Linked DNA regions of Mus musculus: all the other regions are linked to region 1. Evidence: chromatin loops called from intact Hi-C (ENCODE). Cell type or tissue: heart. All regions are shown on one strand. Region 1 has its middle 78 kb from the start of Ccdc167. Region 2 overlaps Mdga1 (MAM domain containing glycosylphosphatidylinositol anchor 1). Region 3 overlaps Mdga1 (MAM domain containing glycosylphosphatidylinositol anchor 1).

Region 1 (8,000 bases):
GCCCCTGGAGCTGGAGCTCTAGGCAGTTGCGAACACCTAGATAGGTGCTAAAAACTGACCAAGGTGCCTCTGCCAGAGCAGTACTTGCTCCTAACCGCTGAGCATCTCTCCAGCCCCTACCATGTGAGTTCTTAGTGTTTCTTATGGGTGGCCAGGAGAGGAGTCCCTCGGGACACTGGCTAACAGACAGCCATCTCTTCTCTGCCAGGCAGACCCACGCCAGGAATGGTAACGGTGAGCCCAGACAAGATACCTCTCTTCTGCTCACAGCTCCAAGGCCAGAACCAGCGCCAAGACCCCACACAGGAGGAGAGCAGGTGGGATGACATTGCATGCCCAGATGGCAGAACCTGAGCTTGAATTGTGCTAATGATGATCACAGATGTGTGGTGTCATTTACTAGCGTAAACACTTGTGAGTGAATATTTAGAAAATTTCCCTTTCAGACGGAAAAGAACGTTCTGTGTTTCTGCCGTTACAGTCTGCTCCTCCATGGGGCTGGGATAGGCAGAGGTCCTTGAGGCTCTGGGAATGCTGGTGTGTCTCTCCCTGAGCTGGACTCTGGTCTGCATGACCACAGGAATCATGTGACATGTTGACTTGCTCACGTGGGCCAGGCTCTGAGCATCCTAACACCCCCGCCCCCAGCATGCAGGGTCCCACCTGGTGTTTACTGACTCATTTGCTCATCACAAACAAGCCATTGAGGTCACTTCTGCTGCACGCATTGCACAGACCAAGAGATCGATTTACACTTTTATATCAGTTTGTAGGGGTAGCAGTAGGAGAATTCCCCCTACCCCTTCTCTTCTCCTCCTTTCTCTTCTGAGATCCTTGGGTAGCAGAAAGACCTAAGCCTCCTTGCTTCAGCCCCCACCCAACCACCAGGTCTACTTAAGATAGAGCCCAAGAAAACAAGGAAAAATAAAGAGAACTGGTTAGCCTGGGACCTGATGAGTTTCATAGTTCTGGGAGGGCAGGTATCTTACCCCAAATGGTTTCCGTTCATTTTCACTGCCTGCTGATAGAGCACTTCTTCTGAGCATGGATGAAAGATGTCTTAGTTAGGGTTTTACTTCCATGAACAGACACCATGACCTAGGCAAATCTTATAAAGGACAACATTTAATTGGGGCTGGCTTACAGGTTCAGAGGTCCAGTCCATTATCATCAAGGTGGGTACATGGCAGCATCCAGGCAGGCATGGTGCAGGAGGAGCTGAGAGTTCTACATCTTCATCTGAAGGCTGCTATCAGAATACTCACTTCCAGGCAGCTAGGATGAGGGTCTTAAAACGTATGCCCACAGTGCCACGCTTACTCAGGCAAGGATATGCCCACTTCACCAAAGCCACGCCCACTCCAACAAGGACACGCCTTCTAATAGTGCTACTCCTTGGGCCAAGCATATACAAACCATCACAAAGGGACACTAAGATCTTGTCACAGAGTCTGGGGAAATGCTTCAAGGGGTAAAGTGCCCGCTGTAAACCCATAAGGACTTGGGTTTGATTCCTAGCATCCACCCGCATAAAAGCCTGGCGTTGTGGCACTTGTCTGTAACTCTAAAGCTGGGAGATGCGGGCAGAGGCACGGGGATTCTGGGAGCTGACTGGCTAGCCAGTCTACCTGAAATGGTGAGTTTTGGGTTTCCTGAGAAACAAACAAACAAACAAAAAAGTATAGGTAGAAAGTGATCAACGGGGTGGGTGGGTAAGGGGGACTTTTGGTATAGCATTGGAAATGTAAATGAGCTAAATACCTAATAAAAAATGGAAAAAAAAAAAAAAAAAAAAGAAAGTGATCAACGAAGATTCAATACTGATTTCTGGTCTTCATTGTTACGAGTGTGTGTGTGTGTGTGTGTGTGTGTGTGTGTGTGTGTGTGTAGTATGCACATGCATTAAAGTATATAAAAGGATCTTAACACTTTCCTCTTGTGACAAATTTGGCTCCCTAACACCCCCACCCCCACCCCCACCCCCGCTCCTGGACTGGTTACTGCTCCAGTCTAGAAATCGGGAAGGGAGGGAGAAAGATGAGCTAATGAAGGCAGGGCAGGAAACACATTGCCAGAGTAGCCAGCCTAGAGAAGTACAGGGACTGACTGGAGAAAGAGATAAAAGGGAAGGGCAGGGACATGAGTGACCCAGGTCCCTTGTTACAGAGCCCTTCCCTACAGTCCTTTCCAAAAGCATCCCTCCATCCCTCAGAGGGCGCATGTCACCCCCAAAGCATGCATCCTACCTGGGATTAGACTAGGCATTATGTGTACGCGTGTATGAGTGCGTACCCAAGCAGCTTATGGGCAGCCCCACCATCAGGTTCACAGGACAAAACTGTCTCTATGGCCTTTGGAGCCCATGGTCTGGCTTCAGCGGGGTCTTTACTGTGAGAGAGCTTTCCCTCAGAAGCCCCGAAATGCTCTTCCCACAAAGCAGACATCTCTCTGCTTGGACTTGTACTCAGAACACAGCTTTCTCATAGCCTAGTCTGTTCTTTTCTTTCTTTTTTTTTGAGGCAGGGTTTCTCTGTGTAGCTCTGGCTGTCCTGGAACTCACTCTATAGACCAGGCTGGCCTTGAACTCAGAAATCCTCCTGCCTCTGCCTGGGATTAAAGGCATGCGCCACCACGCCTGGCTCTAGTCTCAAACTGGAAATGCTCCTGCCTCAGTGAATATGGCTGGAAACTAAAGCCACAGCCCATTGGGAATGGGGGATGGGGATAGGTGGCAGAGAATCCTCTGTACTTTACCTGCTCATTGGTCTGCTGGTACATGATTCATCTTGGACACTGGAGGATTTGGGGAGGGGGTATGGTGCAGCTGGACCTTATTTTTTAAATTAACATACAGTAAAATCGATCTCATTTTTGTGTGGTTTTATGAATTTTAACATTTATCGATTCGTGTCACCACAATGACAGCCAGAAAGACATTCTGTCACCCAGGAAAACCCCTTGGGTGACACCTCCTTGCCTGGGATGGGGACCTGGAGGGAGCCACGTGTGCAATGGCACTTTTATAATGATATATTTGTGCAGAAGTTCCTGTGTGGCCTCCTGAGGGGACAGTGGTCCCTTGCTGGGGCGGAGGGAAGTCTCCCTTCCACTTCTTCATCCAGTCTTTTGGACAAGCTGGCTTCTTCAACACCCTCCCCGCTCCAGGCCCAAGGGGCCAGGTTTTAGAAGCTTCTCTTTGTACCTTGGGATCAATTTCTTCCTCACCTGAGTTGCATAGAATTTTGCTTATTTTATTTATCTATTGTTTTGTGGATTTTTATCATTTACATTCTGAATGCCTGGGCCCTGAGGAATTCGGATGGAGTGGCTTGAGAAATGAGGGGAACCCCCAGATCAGAGATAAGTGGGAGCTTTGAAGAATTTCTTAGGAAAAAAACAAAACAAAACAAAATAAAACAAAACAAAAAATCCAGCCTCAGGGCCGGTCCCTGGCTGAGGTGGCGGAGGTGGTCCCTTGTCAGTTGTTTGGGAGTGGAAGATGCTATGCAAACCTGCCGCCTGCCCCATAGCCGCCCCATGTCTGCCTGGCCTGGTTGGTACTGGTCCCAGGCCAGGTCAAAGCCAAACACACTGCCTTGCTCAGTCTGAGAGCCCCATCGGGGGACAAGGGGGAGGGGATGATTCGCAACTTGGGCCCCCTGCGTGCTAGAGCCAGGCTGTGCAGGCGGAGGGGAGGGGGCGGCCGCCCAACTCCACCTCCGTGAGGTTGGCGGGTAGGTTTCCATGGAAACAGCAGCTCCCAGCATCTCCAGAGATTTGGGGGAAAACTGGCTCTAAAGAAGAAAAAAAATCACCATCTTCGTTTCGGGGTGGGGAGGGACAGCCCAGCTTGAAGGAGAGAGAGGGTGAGGGGCCGAGGAGGGGACAGCAGGTTGGAGCTTTGCAGGCCCACTCTGGCTGTCAGGGCCTCCAACCCCTCAGGCCTGGAATAAGGGCAACAGAATCTCAGCTCGAAGAGATGAGGACCTTTCTCTCCACCCACTCAGAGCCGCGGTCCCCGTGCCCCTCCCCCCGCAGCGCCCCTGCCCATCCTCCAGTCCTCCACACACTGTCCCCGCTTACTGCCTGGGGGGAAGGGGGGCGGGGATGAGAAGGAGACACAGGCGTGGGGACTCTTGCTGGGGAGTTAATCAAAGTGTCTGCAACTTCTCCTGTTCCTGTCCCCTCCCTGGGGAGAGTCGGGAGGGGTGGTGGGGACCGATCTGCCAGAGACTGATGGAGGGGCAAGCCAGACCTGCTAGCCCTGAGGCATGCGCAGACATGAAATCAACAGGAGCTCTCGCCTTTTAAAATGACTTTTCCTGCAGTTTCCTCTTTGGACGGGGGAACCCGATTTCTACCAAGAATCTCCCCCAAATTCCTGGTTCTGGGGGAACGGATCATCCTTGATCTTACCACATTCATAGGATTGCACACTAATAGCTCCTCATTCATTCATTCATTCATTCATTCTTCCATCTTCTCTGTCATCCATTCATTCATCTGACAGTGATTAACTGTGTTTATTTTATGCCAGGCACAGGCCTCCTTGCTGATGACACAGACAGGTTTGGAGGAAGAAGTGGGTGGTAGTGAGACTCACAAAAATTCCCAAACCTTATATATCTCGTACTTTGGTTAGAGACACAGGATAACAAGTAAGGAAAACACAGTTTTGAGTATAACGAAATATTTGAAGGGGGAAAATAAGAAACAGAGAAACTGGTGACAGTTAACAATTTTTAAAAGGCTCTTCCGAGTTCCTTCTGGAAAGACAATCTCTACTGGCAGGCCAGCAGGGGGCGATGGAGGGAACTGATTAGAACAGAGCCCGGGCTGCACAGAAAAGCAAAGGCCCTGAGGGTAGGGGTTGCCCAATATTGTAAAGGGGTAGCCAGGAGACCAGCAGGCATGAGATATAAGATAGTGGGCACGTGGGTGGTGGGACAGATGTTCCAAGTGTCTCCTGTATACTCAGACTACCCTGGACGAAAGTAGAAGCCTGCCTGTTCTATGACCTCATTTAGTTCTCTGGGTCCCCTTTTCTGTTCGTAGACGGACTCTGAGAACTCCATTTGAGTATGTCCATGAAGCACAATCCAGAGGGACCCGACCCAGGGCCACATAGTCAGGTCTCAACCTTGCTCCTTCTTCCCACCCTTGGGGGAGGGGACGGGGCGCGTGATGCCACGCGGGGAAGGGGGGACAGCAGGGGCGTGATGCCACCCTTGGGGGGGGGGAGGGCATGTGATACCAACCTCTGTGGTGCGTGTGAATGCGTGTGTGTAATTAAGGTGCTAACTTAACAGGCGGCTATCACTTCCTGGTGTGAAATAAACCGTTCAATAATTAGTTGACAAAGATGAACTTGTCCAGAGCTGTGCTGGGGGTGGTGGCGGGTGGGAGTGGGGCAGCCAGATCCTCTGCAGGAAAAATGAGAAGTGAGGGTCGCGGTTTTGAGAGGAGGTGAGAGGTGTGGCGCCCAGATTGCAAGGAGCCCACGGACACCTGGTGGCCACTGCTGGGATTCACGGTGCTGATTCCTCAGTAACTGTGTTCCAAATTGAGTCTTGAGAAAGGAGGAAATTGATCCCAAGGTATCTGCAGGGTGGGGGCCAGGAGAAAGAGAGAAACGGGGGAGGGGGCTCTGGGGACAGAGATGACAAAGAGGGTCACAGAAAGGGGTGTTGGGATCAAAACCAGTTGTAGGGAGACCAAGCTGGATTTGGGGTAGATGACCTGAAGTTCTGTGTTGTTGAGATGGGTCCCTTCCCTTCTCTGGGCCAGTTTGTGCTCCTGTAAATGGTCTCCAGAGTTCTTTGTACAACTGATAATGCTGTTGCTCCTAACTTCAAGATGGAGCCTTAAGCCCTGCAGTGGTGGTGCACACCTTTAATCCCAGCAGTTGGGAGGCAGAGGCAGGCAGATTTCTGAGTTTGAGGCCAGCCTGGTCTACAGGTCTACGGAGTGAGTTCTAGGACAGCCAGGGCTACTCAGAGAAACCCTGTCTTGAAACAAACAAACAAACAAACAAACAAACAAACAAGATGGAGCCTTAGATTCCAGTACGTGTGTGAATGTGTATCTATGTGTGTGCACATGTGTATGTGTGTATGTGCATATGTGTGCATGTGTGTGTGCAAATATATGTATATGTGTGTGAATGTGTGTGCATGTGTGTGTACGCACTCATGTGTGCTCACACAGGCTCCATTGTCACCATCTGTTCCAAACTACGCTGTCCCTTGCCTGAATTATCACATCTGTTTCTGCTTCTGTCCCCATTTCCCCTGTGTCCCTTGTGTCTCCTGCTTCCCTCCCCAGTATATTCTCACAGCAGCCAGAGGGCTCTTCAACAGGAAACCAGTTTGTGCCCTGCTCTATGAACTCATTTACGTGGTCCAACCTAAGAGCCAAAGCAGGCCCTGCCATCTTGCCCACTCTGGTTATCCCGACTCCCTGCCATTGCTGGAAAGTGCCTGCCTCTCCTGCTTCAGGCCCTTTACACTCACTAGTCTCTCGACCTGGGGAGCTCTGTCCACACTGCCCACATCTTTCCCTTTGTGCAGGTTCCCCTCCCAGCCGGGCATCCCTGAATCACATCACTGAAGTCATCCACACTCCTCCCCAGCGACCGCAGCGCCCCTCCACCTGTGGGGCAGACGCCTCTCGTCTATGTGTCCACCCATCTGTCCACATTGGAACATTGGCTCCTTTGTTTGTGGTTCTATCCCCAGAATATGATCCCCCAAATTTCTTCCCAGCCCTGGAAGCTTTAGGAGGGTAAGACCCGGCTGTGAAGGATGAAGTGGGCGTGGTCTGGAGATGCGCAGGGCGAGTAAAGGGAGGGGGTGGGGCGGCGTGGGTGAGGTCCAAATATAAGGTCAGTGGGGGCAGGTTGGGTGAGGTGGGTGGTGCTGAGTGAATATTCAGACAGAGTTGCAGCCTCTGCCTTGGGGAAGGATTGAAAGAGGTCACAAAGAAGGAAGCGGGCCAGAGCAGGGTAGGGTCAGTCGCCGGAGAGCTGTATCCCTTGTCTCCTCAGCAAAGAAAGGCATGCTCATCTTGGCAGGACAGGAGGATGGCTGAGGACAGAGTGCCGCCTACTGGGCCCCAGGCCTGTCCCCGACCCCTCTCCCAGCTGTCCAGGTGCTAGTGGTGATGGAAAACCCTGTTCCTGGGCTGTGCCTGCAGAAACCCAGGCCTGGCGCCTGCTCCTCCCCCTCATTTAAAGCAACAAGAAGCCTTCCAATTGCCGCACGATGGGGGCCAGTTAAGTCAAATGGAGTCTGTCGATAGAGTGGAAAATGAGGCAGGCATTTAGCAGGCTGAGATGAGGGTTTTGTCGATACCGGCGAGCAGGAGATGAAACGTGGTTATGAGAGCCGTGGAGATGGCTGCGTCACATCCAGGCACACGTGGGGGCTCTCTTTCCACGGGCTCTTATGAAGCCCCCTCTGACGAGCTGGCACCCCGTTGGGCATGGAGTACGGGTGACTGGCTAGAGCTCTGTCAGGCCATGATGAGTCTGTCTGGAACTGGAATGAGGTGTCTCTGGGGCAGGAGGCCTCACACTGAGCCCTGGCCCTGCCTCTTAGGAGCTGGGCCAGTCCCTAGGGATGGTGAGAGTTTCCTCTCTCATACCAAGTTCAAGGCCAGCATGAACTACATGTGAGCCTGTCTTGGAATAAACAAAAACAAAAACAAAACAGGGGGTGGGGAGGCTCAAGAGGAGGCAGGAATCTCCTGCCCTGTGGCAGCTCTGGGACTCAGTTTCCCCTAGTGTAAAAGTGGTAGGCGGGAGCTCGTGGCATCTTTGTGAGAAGTGATTCCCCAGCCTGCACAGGTGGACTGCACGGTGCTAACAGAAAAAACACATGACTGCCTTGACAGCAAACTTCCTGTGGTTCAGGTGGGTTGGAGGACGGGGTGTCAGTGTGGGGCTTTTGAGGCCTGAGATGACAGCCTCACCCCCAGTGTCTGCTTTGCCACTATCTTGG
Region 2 (8,000 bases), 87 kb after region 1:
CTGATATTTGTTGGGCTGTCCTGGGTTATCTTATGTGCAGCCAAGCCGGGGGCTGTTGTCTAAGCAGAGACCCCGAGGTGGAAAGGGCCCGGAGCAACCCCTGGACCCGAGGAGCCAGAGAATGAAGCCTCAGGGTTTCGCAGGTAAACATGATCCCTGAAGGACACCAGGGCTCCTCATGCCGCTTCAGGAATCAACCCATCCCCCCAAGAAAGTCTAGGGAACAAACCACAGGAGCCTCACAGTTGTAGTACAGGCAGGCATGAAGTCTGTCATTGGGCAGCTTTGAGTTAAAATCCCGATTCTACCACCTACCTGCTGACTGTAGGACCTCGATATATCACTCAGCCTGACCCTCAACCTTTCCACTTGGAAAATGAGGGCTGTGGGGAGCACCTTAGGGACACACACACACACACACACACACACACGTTACTTTCAGCCCTTAGCTGGTTTGGGATGAGGATACTCTGTGGTTAAAGGCAGGAATAAAGTGGTATCCCGATCTCCCTGCCCGAATCTTCTATGAGAACCATCCAAGCCAAAAGGCTGCAGCTGGTGACTTTGGGAATAATAAGGGGACTGCATTAACGCTCCAGAGTGGGGTGGAGCTTGCCTGACCCTCAGCTTGGGCAGTGGCCTGGAAGTCCAGACATGCCCTGGCGACATCCCAGGGAGAAGATGCAGCTGGGCCTGACTTGTTCTGATGTAACCGTGTCGATCCACGAAGCCTCTATAGCAAAGCACCAATTTCAGGGCTTCCTGTCTGCAGAGCTCCTGCGGCGGGGGGTCCAGCCTGCACTGTGGATAACTTCCTGAAGACTTAAACAAGCCACCTCACCATTTCGAACCCACCAGATAATCCTAGCATCCTGGCTGGCTCTGGGGCCAGAAGGGAACCAAAAAGAGCTTGGGGTAGCTTCTCCCAAGCCATCAAGGCACCACGCACACCGAAGCCACCACCTTCTACCAGGGTTAGAGGAGCAGGACTCAGGTTAGATTCACTTCAGGCCCCCGTGGTCCTCCATACTTCTCAAATGTGCAGCCACTATTTCCTACCTCAACACTCTGCTTCCATGCTGCACCCACTCGGGGACGTTCCTTGTCTGCGGCCACCGCCTCTGCTCCCGAGACAGTCCCCATAGTTCACCTCAAAGCTGCCAAAGTACTGGCATCCCAGGGAGGCTTCCCTGTGAACCCCAGGAGTGGCAAACCCACCTTCCAGACGGAGAAACTGAGGTTCTCCTTGAAGAGGCAGCCAGGTACCCATTGGGCCCTGACTGCCTGCCTATTGCCCTTGTGAGGCAAAGAGCAATCCACTGGTACCAGCCAGTGTCTCTGCTAGGAACAGCCTAGATCTGAGTTTTACCAAGGCCCTCCTGAGGAAAGTTGGGGGACCTCCAGCCCTCAGTGGAGCCTGAAACACCTCCTCCTCTACCTCACCCAGTACCCCTCAAATCTGCCCCTGCCTTCCAGGTCCCCCATCCCTTCTCAAGCCTGACATGCCTCCCAAACAAGATCGACTTTATCTCTTCCCTCTCTTCTCCCTAGACATGGGTACATTTCAGGACCCTGGCCTCAGCCACTAGCCTCATGGACACATCCCTTCTCTGGTGATGTCCATATTGCTTTGTGGACATAAGTCCAGGCACATAGTAACCTCTTCTGATCTGCATTCTCCTCACACACCAGCCTCCCTGCCACGCAACCTATGCACAAAGCTCCCCTTCAAATCCACACTCAGCGCTAGGATCGTGGCTCAGTAGGCAGCGTCCTCGCCTCGCATGCACAAAGCCCCGAGTTCAGTCCTCAAGGCTCCCAGCTCTTCTAACGCAAAGGCAGGAAGGACAGAAGTTCAAGGTCACTCTTGACAACCGAGCCAGCCCACCTCAAAACAAAACCCCAACCATTAAAGCTATTTGCCTAGGTCTTTGTCTGCCCACTGACAGAAGTCTGGCCTGGGCAGCTTCTCTTCTGGGGTTTCACGCTGGGACAGGATCAAGCAGCAATTCAGAAGTCCAGCCCCCGCCCTTTTCACTCCCCTGCCCCAAATCTGTCTAATCAACAGCTTTTTATTCTGCCTTTTCCCACTGTGAGCCCGCTCCCCAACTGCAAACCACGGGCCATTGTCAGCTCCTGTCCCCATGGGATCTCTTTCCCTGCCTCGCTCTGGTCTTGTGACCGTGTTCTGCAGGGTCTCCACTTCACCCCCTTCCCCTTCTTCAAGGAACTCAGTTGAAAACTTCCCCCTTGCTCTCCTCTTAGGCCCCAAACCCCTCCACCGTGTCCCATCCCACTTAAACTCTTACACAATCTTCAATGTCCCAGACATCTGACCTGACTAATTCCTGAGAATTAGTCCCCATAGTTCACCTCAAAGCTGCCAAAGTATTGGCATCCCAGGGAGGCTTCCCTGTGAACCCCAGGAGTGGCAAACCCACCTTCCAGACAGAGAAACTGAGGTTCTCCTTTGATTGACCCTATCCACTCCCCTCCTTCCTCCTCCTGCTCTTTCTCTTCCTCACAACAGACTCCTGAATTTTGTCCTAACCAGCCAGCTTTTGTCCGTGCCCCAGGGCCTTTGCACTGGCTGTTTCCCAAGCTGGAAGGCTTCTGTAGCTATCTGTGCTGTTTCCTCCCTAGGCAAAGATCTCTGCTTTGGAGACAGTTCCCCAGGGGTGGCCCCTATCCTCAGCCACCGTGTATGAACTTGGCCCCCCATTTCTCTCCTCGGTCCTCTGGTCTGTACCACACTCCACTCAGTAAGATGAATTACATGCATGGTCTTGTGCTATGGTCAGTCTCTCTCCATACCCATGCAAACTCCGGCAGAAACAAGAGCTGGTTTTCACCCCACCTCCCCAAATCCGCTTAGATTCAGCTCTTTTAGTTCCTTCACCCAGATGCTCAGCCAGACCAAAGAAAGCTTCAAGAGAACTCTGCACCCTACAGGGACCCCAGAAAATCTCTTCACACTGCCCCACATCACAATTTCCCTTCCTGCCAAGTCCCTCCTGCCGGTCTTCCCAGGCCACCCACCAACACGGGTTTTGCAGTCCACAACTCTGGGCCCCATGCAGGGGCTGCAACTCCATCTATCTGAACCTCTTGTCTTTTTCAGGGGTGATATGGGCTTAGGAGTCTATCTCTCCTGGAGGCTTGGTGCAAGCTGGAGACAGTATGCATATTCATGATCTCCATCATCATCACCACCACCACCATCATCACCATCACCACCACCACCATCATCACCATCACCACCACCACCATCACCACCATCACCATCACCACCACCATCATCATCCCTTGGCCTTCTGATCGTCACAGCCCTGATTTCCTTTCAATCAATGCTTGGCCAACAGGGTGACCCTCTCTCTGTCCAGGGTCTCCATGTTGTCTTTGCCATGAAGGGTTTATGGGATCTTTGTGGCACTATTCCCTCCTTCCATGACTCATGTCAAGCCCAGAACCAGCTTTACCAGAGGTGGAGACTCAGTAGATACCCCTACCTCCCCAAAACATAGCTCCTCATTTTCCTTCTCCCTACCCAGAAGGTCCATGGGACCAACACCGGGACCCCCCTCTTACCAACTGTGCCACCCTGAGTAGGTTACCTATGACTTTGGACCTCAGTTCAAGGACAATGCCAGGCGTCCTGTGAGCTCTCAGAGTATCTTGGAAATGAAGACCACAGTCAGATCAAGCCTTGGCAGGGCACGGGGCTACCACCATGGCTGTGATTGGCCATCACCTTCACCAAGGATACTCCCTAAAATGGGTCACTCTCCTTTATACTAAAAGATGCTAGGGAGAGCCATACCCAGTGCATGGGGGGGCTGAGTTTTATTTTCTGACTTTGTTTTGTTTTTTTGTTTTTTGTTTTGTTTTTTGTTTGTTTGTTTGTTTTTTTCGAGACAGGGTTTCTCTGTGTAGCCCTGGCTGTCCTGGAACTCACTCTGTAGACCAGGCTGGCCTCAAACCCAGAAATTCGCCTGCCTCTGCCTCTCAAGTTCTGGGATTAAAGGTGTGCACCACCACCGCCTGGCGAGTTTTATTTTCTTAGACTTTTGTGTATTCCTTGATTGTTCTGCAGAGCACATGTGATATCCAGTCTTAGGAAGAAGGAAGATTCCATTGTTTAAAAATAAATAAAATCCATTCCTTTGAGCTAAGCACAGCATTCGCCTGCCTCCTGCATCAGTTATTAAATGCCACGTGGGCCCCTAGTCTTCTGACAGCAGAAAAGGAGATGCCGGCCAGGGACCGTACCTAGGTTTGTATAGAGGCAATTGTGCAGAGGTATTAGATCCCTCCCCACACACCGCCTACTATAGCCAGAGCCCCACAAGCTCAGCAGAGTCCCACAAAGTTCTCGATGGCCCAGAGAAGAACTGAGTCATCTTGAAAATGCAGGAAGTGTGGCTTTATCCATGGTGGGTGCCCTTGGATTCTGAATCAGGTATGTGGGAGTTGGAGAGAGCCCCCTTTCACCCTAGGCAGGGGTGACAAAGGGGACTATGTGTCTCCTTCTGTAATGGGGTGAGGAGGCCAGCAAAGAAAGGGAAGCAGCGGCGATATGGTGGCCAAGCCTGCCCCCTGCTGGCGATATCTGGAAGAACAGCACCAGCTTTACAACGAGGGGTCGGTAGGGAATAACACCCCACCTCTCTGGCTCACAGGCATCAGGGACTTACTCAAACTGAGGTGTGGCAGGGAGAAGGTGAAGTGGAGCCTTTTCTAGACTGAGAGAGCTGAAATTCCATCCCAAGTCTCCCCAACTTTTGTGGGTGAGGTACCTTCTGGTCTAATGTTCCTGAACCCAGTCACAGAAAGAGTCATCGGGGTTCCTGTGGGGAACGGGTTGAGAGGAAGGGATCCTACACATTCCCCCTGGGCCTTAATACTCCAGGGCCCCTCCGTGCCTCCCGGGCAACCAGGAGAAGCTAGCCCTGCTACCACAGCCTGATTTCCACTCCCACCCCAGGTATCGATCTCCTGCATCATTCATTTGCCAGGCCTTGGCGGCTGTGATTAGCTCCCTCCACCTCCCTATGGAGCCCCCCGCCCATCCCTTCATGTTCCAGCAAAGCAGAGCTAATACAGGGCTCTAAATGAGGCTTTGCCACCCGGCCTCAGCAGCTCAGAGCTAGACCTGGCCAATTACACGCAGGCCCCTCCGATAGTCCCAGACTGCCCCTTAAGGGTACTTTCCTTATTCTCACAATCCCTTCCAATCTAGCTTCCAGACCCCAGACCCTCACCCATGTGTGATACTTGGATACCCAGTCTACAGAGTAGGAAGGGGCAGATGCAAACCAGGAGCTGTATAGAATGACCCTGTGGGGAGCCCCCAGGCAGCCTTGGGGGAGCTGCCAAAGGCAGCACAGGCAAAATAGCCTGGATTTATGGACACAAAACAATCTTTGCCTCGGGCAGTGTCTACAACAAAGAATGAAACTGGAAAGGGGACAAAAGTAGGCGGGACCTTCCTTGGGGAGTTAGGAAAACCTAAGCCTGCTGCTGACCCACGGAGCTACCTGCTTCCAGAACCTGCTTCTCAGGGTAAGAGCTTATACAGCCGCTTTCAAGGCAGGGGTGTGGAACTCAGAGGGAAAGGTCCCAAGTGTCTCCACCCACCTCAATACTAGAAACCCCACACTGGGAAATTCAGTTCCCGAAATTCCTCTCCCCTCCCCACCCCCATTCCTCAGAGATGGGGAGAACCTGACTTGGTGATAATTCTGTAAGCGATGTTGCTCTTGTCAAATTATTCAACATCTGTCTTCATGTTCCCACAAAAATTAGCATAGGATAGTAGTTTCTGATGACACCTTTGGTGAAATATTTTGACTTCCCCCAGTAAGTTGCAAACAACCTGTCTTAAGGAGAATGTCACTTCCCACTCCTGCATATTAAATAATCCAGGGGTTTGTTGTGTTTTTGCACTAAGCTGAATCCTGCTCACTGGCCCCTGCCTGGAAGCCCCTAACTGCTTTGAGAGAATAGGAAGTCTCTGACTCAGCCTTCATAGAGCCTGTTACCTCTCCTTCACCAGCCTACTGTCTTTGTCACAGAACTAGACCTCTCTGGGGCCCACCTCAGCGCTACACAAACACACACACACACACACACACACACACACACACACACACACACCCGCCCGGCAGATTATAGGATCCGCCCTGAAAACAACAAACTAGGCTAGAGATTGAGAAGCAGGGAAGGAGCAGGCCCCCCTCCAAATGGACCATCTGGTCCCACACCCGGCCACTGTAGCATCTGTGGCCCCAAAGAAAAGCAAAGCCACCCAGTGGGATGCAGAGCCTAGGCCAGACTGTGAGGGCCTCCCCAATCCTGCTGCTGCTGGCCAGCTTTAGAGTTGAGCATGGACCCAGCGGGAAGCAGAGCCTAGGGCTCTAAGCAGCTGTCTCTCACTAGGACTGGTCTTGCCCTCCTTATGGAACAATCCTCAGCAGCAGCAGCAGCAGCAGCAGCAGCAGCAGCAGCAGCAGCAGCAGCAGCAGCAGCAGCAGCAGCACAGGCCCAGGATAGAAAGGTGGTAGCAGCTGAAGTCTATCCCCAGCACACACTAACATCCTACCTCTCCCTCCTCCGTGCTAGTGAACCCCAGCACTTCAGACTCTTCCCTCTCTTGGGGCTGCAAGCCTAGGGCCTCATGCTCTCTGAGTAGGAACCTTAACTAAAGCCCTCTGTCTTGGTGAATACCAAGCTTAGGATACACCTGAGAATCTCGCGAAGCATTGTCAGCCTGCCCTAACCCTAGCTCTTCACATACTCAAACGATCTCATTGGCATTCCTACAGGGTGCCGGGTACCAGACTGGGGCTGGATGCTGTGGTGGATGGCCAGGGTGGACATCTCCATCCCTGTATACTTCCACACTCCCACTCATCTGCTTCATCTGCTTTGGGGTTCAGAGAAATGGGTGGGGTAGAACACATCCTGGCTCTTTACCACACTCCTTAGTTCCAATCCTGCTGAGGTGTCACCAAGCTTTTGTAACCTTGCAAGGGACACTGTCCACCCACCCTAGCTCCTGTTTCTCCCGATTCCCATTCACCTCTAAAAAAGATGTCCCACTCAGCAATCCCCTCTACAACCCAGCTTTGCCTGGAGCCAAGCTATCTAAGTTCAGGAGCAAAGAGTGCCCCTGAAGAACGAGGGGCGAGCAGACCCAGTATATCTACCCTTCCTGACTTGTAACAAGAGCATCAGGGACCCCAGCATATGAGAGATGGGACAGAGAAGCTTGAAAATGAGGGTCTACATAGACCATAGTTCTTGTTCCCTAACCTCTGTCCTCGTTGTTGGGGCTCCTAAGTAAACCCAGAGAGGACTCTTTAAATGTACATCAGGCCACCCAGATGAAGATGGAGAAACCCAAGCCAGAGAGCATGAGATAGTGTCATCAGACCAGCCCAAGGACGCAGGAGAAAGGTGCCGTTGACAGACCCGCACCTCAGGAGGGTGTGTGAGCAAGTTACAGTAGCCACTTGAAGGTGGCAGTGACTGAGCTGCTGATATCTTTAGTGATTCCGGAGAACAGGAACTCTGAGGCCTCTGGTGTCTTCCCCTGCCTTGTTTTATAGCCCCCCACCCCCAATACATAAAGCTCAGCCTCTTGCAGCATCCCTCCCGCCTGCCTTTTCTGGCCTATGCCAGGGGCCAGGCAGTAAGAGACACACAAACTAATTAAGAAGCAGAGTTTGGCTGGATGCCTGGGCTGGCCTCACCAGGGAATTAAGCCCAAGCTGTTAGAGCCCAGGAGCGTATACTTTCCAGATACCCCCTCCCCGGGACGCTCCTTCCTTCTGCCTGGCACAGTGAGAGACCCAAGACCTGAAGCTAGTAGCCAGGGGATATGGCTTCTGTCACCCACACTGTCTGGGTCCAACACCCTCCACTCTCAAAGAGAATAATTAGATTCTTAGCCCCAGAGAAAGCAGGAGAATCCTGCCCACCCCAGCCACACATCATTA
Region 3 (8,000 bases), 58 kb after region 1:
CACATTGCGCACGGACACCTGGCAGGTGTAGCTGGCATAGTCTTGGGGCCGCAGGTTCTTCAGCTTCAGGACCTTCGTCTCCCCCTGGGTGGCGGTGGATCACTGGAGTCAGGGACCTGCTTGGGTCTCCTGGGGTCCCCCACATTCATTCATCTATCCCACGCCACAGACAACAGGCAATTCCTAGGCTAGTTCATATCTCCCTAAGCCCCTGCCCCCTCTTTCTGAGCTTCCACCGGCTTCTCTATGGCAGAGGCTCTGCCCTGGTGCGCAGATGCCAGGGTCAGGCCTAGTCTCTCCCTCTGGGAAGAGAAGGAGTGGGAAGGGAATACCCTTGTGGCTTGTAACCCACACAACACGGGACGGGCTTACAGGCCCCATAAGGCTGGGAGGAACTTCTAAAAAGCCTTCCTGGCAGAATGGCTTTGTCACCATCTCCTGTAACTGAGAGGGGCCTTTCCATCCTAACTCCTATTATATCTGTTCATGGGTCCCCATCTCAGCCGCAGTAGCAGGCACGGATGGCTTGCTTGTCCTTCGGATTTTTTTTTTTTTTCCTATCCAGCCGTATTCCAGGGAACATGTCGTCTTTGGGAGGCCCTGTCTGGGGCTCACTCTGACCTCTCTGCTCTGAATTTACCCCAAGCTGTGTGAACTCCAGCCTCTCACCCAGGCATGGAATTGATGATGTCAGACCAGTCTCCAAACCTCAGCCCCGCCCCCACCCTCCCACCAAACACCCCACACCCCGGTCTCTCCTGGGGCACAAGAGTGTGTGGGTGAAGCCAGCGGCCCAGCCTGACCTGAGTATAGAGAGGCTCGTAGATGTCAACCCCATTATCCTGGCTGTGGGACAGGGTGTCGGAGCCCCGCTTCCAGATAAAGCGGGCGGGCGGGTTGGAGCTGACGGTACAGCGTAGAAACACGGTCTTCTCCTGGTAGAAGTTGCCTCGGACATCGCTCACTGTCTGATGCACCGTTAGCACAGGCTCATCCAAGTCTGCAAGGACACCAGCCCTAAGTCAAGACGAAGTGACCATAGAGCAGGGGGCTCGGGCCTCACGAAGCCCTTGGCTCGGAGAGCAGAGCTACTTTCAAAGGACACAGGAAGCAGATGCCTGCTGTAGGATCTGCAATTTTGACTAAGCTGTTAGAGGTAGGGAACTGGATCCGATGACTTCCAGGCTCCCTATCAGCTGGCCTCCCCAAGGACCTGTATGGGGCCTCTACCTCTACACGGGGTGTATAGGATGGAACAGGAAGCTATAGACTGGAAACAAGTCAGGTTTAAGCTCCCTCATTGGCTAACCTGCCTAAGTTCCTTTTTGCTTTGGGCCTCAGTTTTCTCATTGACCAACCAGACTAGAAAATGGGTAGCCTTCAGCTCTGTTTAAACGATACGGAGATTTTTTTGTTTGTTGTTATTTTTTGTTTTGTTTTGGTGTTTTGTTTGTTTTGTTTTGTTTTTGATTTTGAGACAGGGTCTCACATATCCCAGGCTGGCCTTGAACTCACTACACAGCAGAGGCTGAACTTTTGATCCTCCAGCCTCTACCACCCAAGCTTGGTTTTTACAGGCATACACCACCACACTCAGTTTGTGCAGGGCCGGGGATCGAACCCAGGGCCTTTTGCATGCTGAGCAAACATGCTACCAACCAAGCCACATTGGAACTGGAATTTCTGTGTAACGCTGATGCCTAGATCTCTTCCTGGGTGGTGGTCGTCTCTGGGGTGTTGTTTGCTGGAAGAGTGTATCAGGGAATTACCCAGCAGGCGTGTCTGACATTTTGACAGAGGGACAGGATGCTCTAATGTATAAAGTTCATGATTGAGAACTGCATGATCAAATTCCAAAAAACCAACCAAACAAGCAAAAAAAAAAAAAAAAAAAAACCAAGTGGATCTTAATGTTTTCAGTGAGCTTCCTGTTTTGTGCCAGGCAGCCTTCTTAGGGTGCACGCTGCCTCCTGACCACGGGTGGCTCCCACCCTAGCCTAGCTCCTTGAAACACCCACTACATCTAAAAACCAGTGGTGCTTACACACGCATGCAAATGTAAACAACTGTTGAACGGATGGCCTAGGGCATCCTTGATGCCTGGTGCATTCCCTGTCACTCACCTAAGAACTTCTGGGAGCAGAGCCCAAGATGAGGATAGGAGAGATGGCTCAGCCTTTTAAAGCACCCGCCACCAAGCCTGATGGCAGAAGTTTGATCCCCAAGACCCAGGACGCAGAAGGAGAGAGCTCCTTCAACTTGTCCTGTGACTCCACCCCCTACACACACTACAGAAATAAATAAAAATTTAAACTTTCCTCAGAGGATCTAGCATACAGCCCAGGCTGCATTGGGGGGGGGGTGTCTACAGTTTCACAGGGTAGCAAGGAGCAGAATCTCAGAGCTGATCCTGTATCCTTAACTCTCACAGAAGGCTGTCCCCACTCTGGGGTGTGGCCGGAGCCAAGACTGGGTTACTTTGCTTTTTCTTCGTCTGAGAAAGAAGTACAATTCAATATGCTGTTTAAAGGGTTACATCAAGGTCCACGAGAGGACATGGAAATGCAGAAATGGTTTAGGGAGATACAGGGCGGAAGGGCAACACACAGCTGACCATTTCCAGAGAGGTCTTTCCAGCCCTTCACTACCTTGCCACTGCTCCATCCTATCTCCCTTTCTCATCCCTGAGGGGTCCGGAGCCCTGGAAGGGCCCGTCCCGTCAGGGTCCAGAACCTCGAGAGACCATAACTCACACTGCACGTCCACGCGGATAGACTTGATGGCCGGCACGCCCACTCCGTTCTCCGCCTTGCAGTAGTAGCGACCTCCCTGCGTGCGTGCGATGCGCTCGATCCGCAGAGTCTCATTGAAGACCGACGTCTCCTGGAACTTGTCCGATGCGCTGCCGGCAGTTTTGGTCCACCGCACCTGGATGGGCAGTCACCACACTGAGACTGAAGGCCCTGCTGTGCAGGCGTCCCCTCCCTGCCCCATGCTCTCCAGGGTACCGGAGAGGGTGGACCCAGGCCTGACCTTCATGACCCTTAGGATGCCACAGTGAGAAGAACTGAGGGGCAGAGAGAGAAGGCTCTCAGGCAAGGCTGTGGGTCTTGTCAGGACATGTATGGGATTTGAGTGAGCCTCTTGTGCCTCTTTCCTAGCTAAGTTGCCTAGGGTTAATGGAGGGCTGGACGAGCATATATTAGTGCTGGGAAGACTGCTAACTGAGCATGTGTTGACCTGCTTGTTAGCTTCGTGATCTCAGCCCTCAGTCTCACACTCCTGCATGTGAAAGAGCTCTGCTGGCAGCCAGTCTCAAAGATGGCTTTATGGGCTTCACTCTCTTCTGTAGGTCCTGCCCTCTGTTCTACCGAGGTTCTGTGTGGCCAATAGACTTCAGCAGGGGAGAGCCTAGACTAGGATAGGAAACTGATTTCCATCACAGCCTTGAAGAGGAGAAAGCCCTGCTCCCCTGCCCTAAGCACTCCTGTGGAGAGGAGCCTAGGAGAGGCTGCAGCCTCAGGCCATCAGCAACCACGTCTCTCTGAAGAGTTCTCCAGCACTCCTCCTCCTGGGATGACTGACACCCAACTGCAGCCTTTTGAGAGAGCCTGCATGAGAGTCTGCCGGCTGCTGGATTCCTGCCACTGGCACTGGGAGACAAGAAGTGTTCCGGGACTCAGCCCCTGCATTTTGAAGTATTTGCCAGTCAACAATAACTAATATAGCATAATGCCTACTTTGCAAGTTATGAGGCTTAGGGAGCGAAGCACTTAAATGTGGTGCCTCAAACGCATTAGTCAGTCAACAGTTTCTATTATTAATAGTGATCTCGGTAAGTGACCATGCTCTGAGGAGTCACCTTAATTTGTCTATGTGGATTTTAACATGCTATTCAAAACTTGGGTTTTGTGTTGGTTTTCTGTTTTTTTTTTTCCTTCCCCAGATTGTTTTTCAATGCTATGAAGCTGACAGGTAGCACTGAATCCTGTATTCTTCTGCCTTCACCTCCACAGTGGCTGATATTCTATGAGTGCAGCACCGGGTCTGTTAATACAGCTGTGGGGTCAAACCCAGGGGTTCGTGCTCACTCAGTTCTCCTAAGTGAGCTACATCCTCAGAACCCTTTTCGTGATTTCCATTGCTTCTCCAGACTTGTGGTTAATATCTTTGCTCTAGTACCCAATTCACTAATTTTCTCTTTGGCTGTCTCTGAGGTATTAAAACCATCTTTAAAAAAAAAGACACTACTGCTTTTATTTCTATGATTTCTGTTTGCTTTTTCCCTGTACCAAACTGATCAAGACCTAAGGCAAGGTCCTGCTTTCTCCTGGGAGTTGGTACCCTGCTGTGACCCTGGGGACAGGCTTCGCAGGCAGGAGCTCTTGGGCATCCACTTCAGTTTAGTCCTGAACTGACCTGTAGCCCTGCTGTGGTTTGGATCACGGTATCCCCGAAAGGTTCCTGTGTTCAAGGCTTTGAGGAGATGGACCACTGATGGGTTCCGATGTGCTGGCATGGAGATTGTGAAAACCGGAAAGTGGGAACTGGTTTGAAGAAGTTTGTCACAGTAGGGGCATGCTTTGGGAGAGTTGTGAGATGCTGAGGTAAAAGTCGTCAACCTTCTCTGGCATTTTGTCCCCACAGCAATGGGAACACTGCCTCTCTCGGACTTCAGCCTTACTGCTCTGTGTATGTAGCCGGCTCTACCTCCTGCTGAGCTGTGCACAGCCTCAGACTCCTCAGCTTATGATCACTGCTGTTGTCACCCAGGCGGGGGGGGGGGGGAATCCTTAAACCCTCTCAATTAATTTGCTATTAGTTGACTTAAAATCCCACTAACTTGAGACGTCACATGGCTGGGCTGTCAGCGGTGTCTCCCGCTAGTTTTATCACAGACTGTCACCTGACAGTTTTAAAACTGTCCCACCCAACCCCCAGCAAATGTTCTCTTCCCCTGTCCAGCAAAGAACAGTTGCTTTTCTCTGTCTCTCCCATACTCCAGGGAAAGGTGACTTTTAACTCTCTTCTCATTCTCAGAGGGGCCTTTTATGTCCTTGTAATTAACTTTGGGACTAATCGTCTTTCTTATCCATAACTTTTCCTTAGACCTAAAGAGACCAGAACACTCCGGGGGCCCAAAGAGAACAACACCTTCGCATCAGAAATTCGGAACACAAAGTCTGTGACTACCCTGAGGACTACTTGGCTTCCATCTGTCTGTCCATTCTGCCCCACCCCTGCCACTCCCTACATAAGCATTCACCACCTACCTGGTGGACATCCTCCTTTTTATTTTCCAAACAGGGTTTCCAATGGCCCAGGCTGGCCTTACTTTGAACTCCAGACCGGTCTGACTCCATCTCCAAAGTGCTGGGACAACAGGTGTGCATCACGACACCTTATTTTGCAACAATGTAGAGTGCATACCAGACAGCTGCTCCTGCTGCTGGGGCACACCCCTAGCCCTCTGCCTTTTCCAGCTTGCTAGCTCTAGATCACTCCTTCTCCCTGACCAATAATTTGACCTAAAGTCACTAGGTTACTTGAATGGCAGCAAAGAACTTGGGATAATGGCTTCCCCCCATTCTGCATAGATTTCCATGGTATCTCAGGCCATGGCATGCCCACACCCTTGCTTCTTGTTTGGACTGATGGGATCTGTGTCCACTCAGTTCTCCATCCTGACCTTGGCCTGGTTTGTAGGCCCCACCCTTGCTCCCCTGATGGATAGGTTCCTAGCTGCATCCTTGACGCCCAGTGCTGTGTTTGGAACATGACAGATGCTCGCTGTCACGATAAGGAAGCAAGCAGGAAAGGAGGCATCTGGGGAGAAGTTATCTCAATATCAGAAGTGGGATTAATGGGACATACTGGGAATGATGAGAGAGACCCCTATGGCCAGTACACAGAGCAGTAGGGCTGAAGTCCGAGGGAGGCAGTGTGTAGGGGTAAGTGGGGCCAGGATACAGAAAGTCTGCAGTCGCACCCCCAGGGGCTTAAGCAAAGCTGATAAACAATGGGGAGCCACTGGCTGGTGCTAAGGGGGACGGGAGGAGGTAACAGAGCAGACTCGAGGGTGTTCATTCCAACGGGATGAAGGGAATGGGCAAGCAAAGAGCCTGGGAGATCAATTCCATCTCCCTCAGTGGTATCAGGACCAGGGAAAGGGCTGAGGCTCTGAGCTAGGTGGGCCTATGGAGAGGAGACCACACAGAAAGCCAGAGTCTGGCCAGCCAGCTATGGGGGAAATGGGGGCAGAGCCAAAAATGTAAGCTTGTTTGACAGGGTGAACGATGAAGCCAGTGATGGAAACAGGAAGACAGAGGGTGCTTACCCAACACGCCTAGCATGAACCAGACCTGGGATCCATCCCTGGCACTGCATAAACCAGACGTGCGTTACGCAAAGCTTGCATCTGGAGTGTCAGCAGTATGCAAGTCCAAGCAGGAAGGTCAAAGTTCAAAGTTATCCTTAGCTAGGCAGCAATTTGAGGCTCTGTTTGGGTTACATGGGGCCCCGTCACCCAGCCATGACCACCAGTGGGGACATACGGGATTCGTGCACAGATGGTGGGTATAGCCTGGCAACCTCCTCACTAGACTCACCAGCCACCTCCCTGCCATCCCGTGTGACACACAGATTCACAGAAATGGCAGCTGCACAGTCTTCAATGCCAAAGAAACCTTTGAGCGTGATCGAGCCGTCACGGAGGGAGGCTTTAGGTGGAAGGAATCTTCAGGGGTTTCCTGGCGCATCTGCTTATCTCAAAGCCAAAGCTATGAAAGCTGTCTCCGTTCCCCCAAATTATCAGGGGGGGAAGAAAAAGATTCTGTATTTCAATGTCCTTCCTAGAATCCAATTGCCACCTCTGTTGCTGCTATTCAAGTATTAAAGGTCACAGCGGCTCGCCAGGCAGTGGGTTCCTCCAGCCCTCCCCCCTACCTGCCTCCTCCATCAGCAATAGCCAGCCAGCTACCACCTCCTGCCTGAACTGAGCACTTGATCTATGACAAAAACTCATCTGGCATTTCCAGACACTTGTCTTCTGTCCTCTTCTAATTGCCTTGCGTCTTTGAACCGTCAAAGTTTGCTCTGGCCTGCCAAAAGACCCAAGTACCGCCTGTATTATCCTTGTAGCTTCTGACCCAAAGAGGAGGGCAGCATGCCAAGCTACAGAGGGCACAGCTTCTAAACTCAAACTCTGCTTCCGCTTCCTTAAGTGCTGTGGGACCTCAGGAGTTTGCCCAGCACCCCAGGGCCTCACTTTCTCTTAGCTGTAAAATGGGGCCTTTGGAGAAGTCAGAGAGAGAGAGAGAAAGAGTGCAATGGGCAAGGGGCCTCCTTTGCATACAGTCTGTCCTCTAGCATTTCTTTCTTCCTTTCTTTCTTTTTTCTTTTCTTTTTTTTTTTTTTTTTTTTTTTTGAGACAGGGTTTCTTTGTATAGCTCTGGCTGTCCTCGAACTCACTTTTTAGACCAGGCTGGCCTCGAACTCAGAAATCCGCCTGCCTCTGCCTCCTGAGTGCTGGGATTAAAGGCATTCGTCACCACGCCCGGCCCTCTAGCATTTCTTGAGGGTGTGTGTAAAGATGTATCTGTTCCACACAGTTGAGGGGTGGAGTGAAACAGAGCAACTGGTATTCTGTTTTGTTTTTTGTTTTTTCTCTTGGCTAGCAATGTTCTCAGGTGATGGTACCCACAGCAGCATCCAACACTTCCCTGAAGAGTTCATTTCTAGGCTAGTCATCTCGTCCCAGTCTTTCCTGTCCTGTTACATTGCTTGCTCTGTGGATTGTAGTCTCCAGCTCCCACTTCCTCTCAAACTCTGATCCCAGGCAGAGTGCAGCAGTGTGCAGCGTGGTGAGAATAGGAGCCTAGCAAGGCCAGGGTCCATCTTACCTGGGGCCGAGGGTGTCCCGTGACCAGGCACTGCAGCACCAGGGTGTCGCTCTCCCGGATGGTGTAGACCCGCTCGCTGATGTTATCCTCCTTCACCAC

What was found. A loop is a pair of places that touch in the nucleus more often than their neighbours do. Peaks named below come from ENCODE experiments on the same cell type or tissue, not always from the same donor. Only the 100,000 strongest peaks of a DNase experiment are listed, where the experiment ranks them.
Region 2: a loop joins it to region 1, with 6 times the contacts of the local background. A loop is called at or near these places in 25 of 42 quality-filtered maps.
Region 3: a loop joins it to region 1, with 5 times the contacts of the local background. A loop is called at or near these places in 11 of 42 quality-filtered maps.

The regions. Positions count from the first base shown.
Region 1 is chr17:29,791,487-29,799,486 of GRCm38, forward strand. No RefSeq gene overlaps it. Among named protein-coding and RNA genes, the nearest start is that of Ccdc167, 78 kb to the left of the region's middle. In heart, CTCF peaks have their summits at 4,792 (motif pointing right) and 5,516 (motif pointing left); no DNase peak of the experiment used is centred here; H3K4me3 peaks cover 875 bases; H3K27ac peaks cover 1,332 bases; H3K27me3 peaks cover 5,089 bases.
Region 2 is chr17:29,878,495-29,886,494 of GRCm38, forward strand. The region is part of intron 1 of Mdga1 (MAM domain containing glycosylphosphatidylinositol anchor 1); the gene reads right to left. Among named protein-coding and RNA genes, the nearest start is that of Mdga1, 6.1 kb to the right of the region's middle. In heart, a CTCF peak has its summit at 4,617 (motif pointing left); no DNase peak of the experiment used is centred here; H3K4me3 peaks cover 381 bases; H3K27me3 peaks cover 3,851 bases.
Region 3 is chr17:29,849,689-29,857,688 of GRCm38, forward strand. It overlaps Mdga1 (MAM domain containing glycosylphosphatidylinositol anchor 1), which reads right to left. Exons shown (of 17, transcript NM_001368423.1): 2 at 7,902-8,000; 3 at 2,754-2,928; 4 at 804-1,000; 5 at 1-84. Among named protein-coding and RNA genes, the nearest start is that of Mdga1, 35 kb to the right of the region's middle. In heart, no CTCF peak of the experiment used is centred here; a DNase peak (open chromatin) is centred at 3,613; H3K27ac peaks cover 254 bases; H3K27me3 peaks cover 3,585 bases.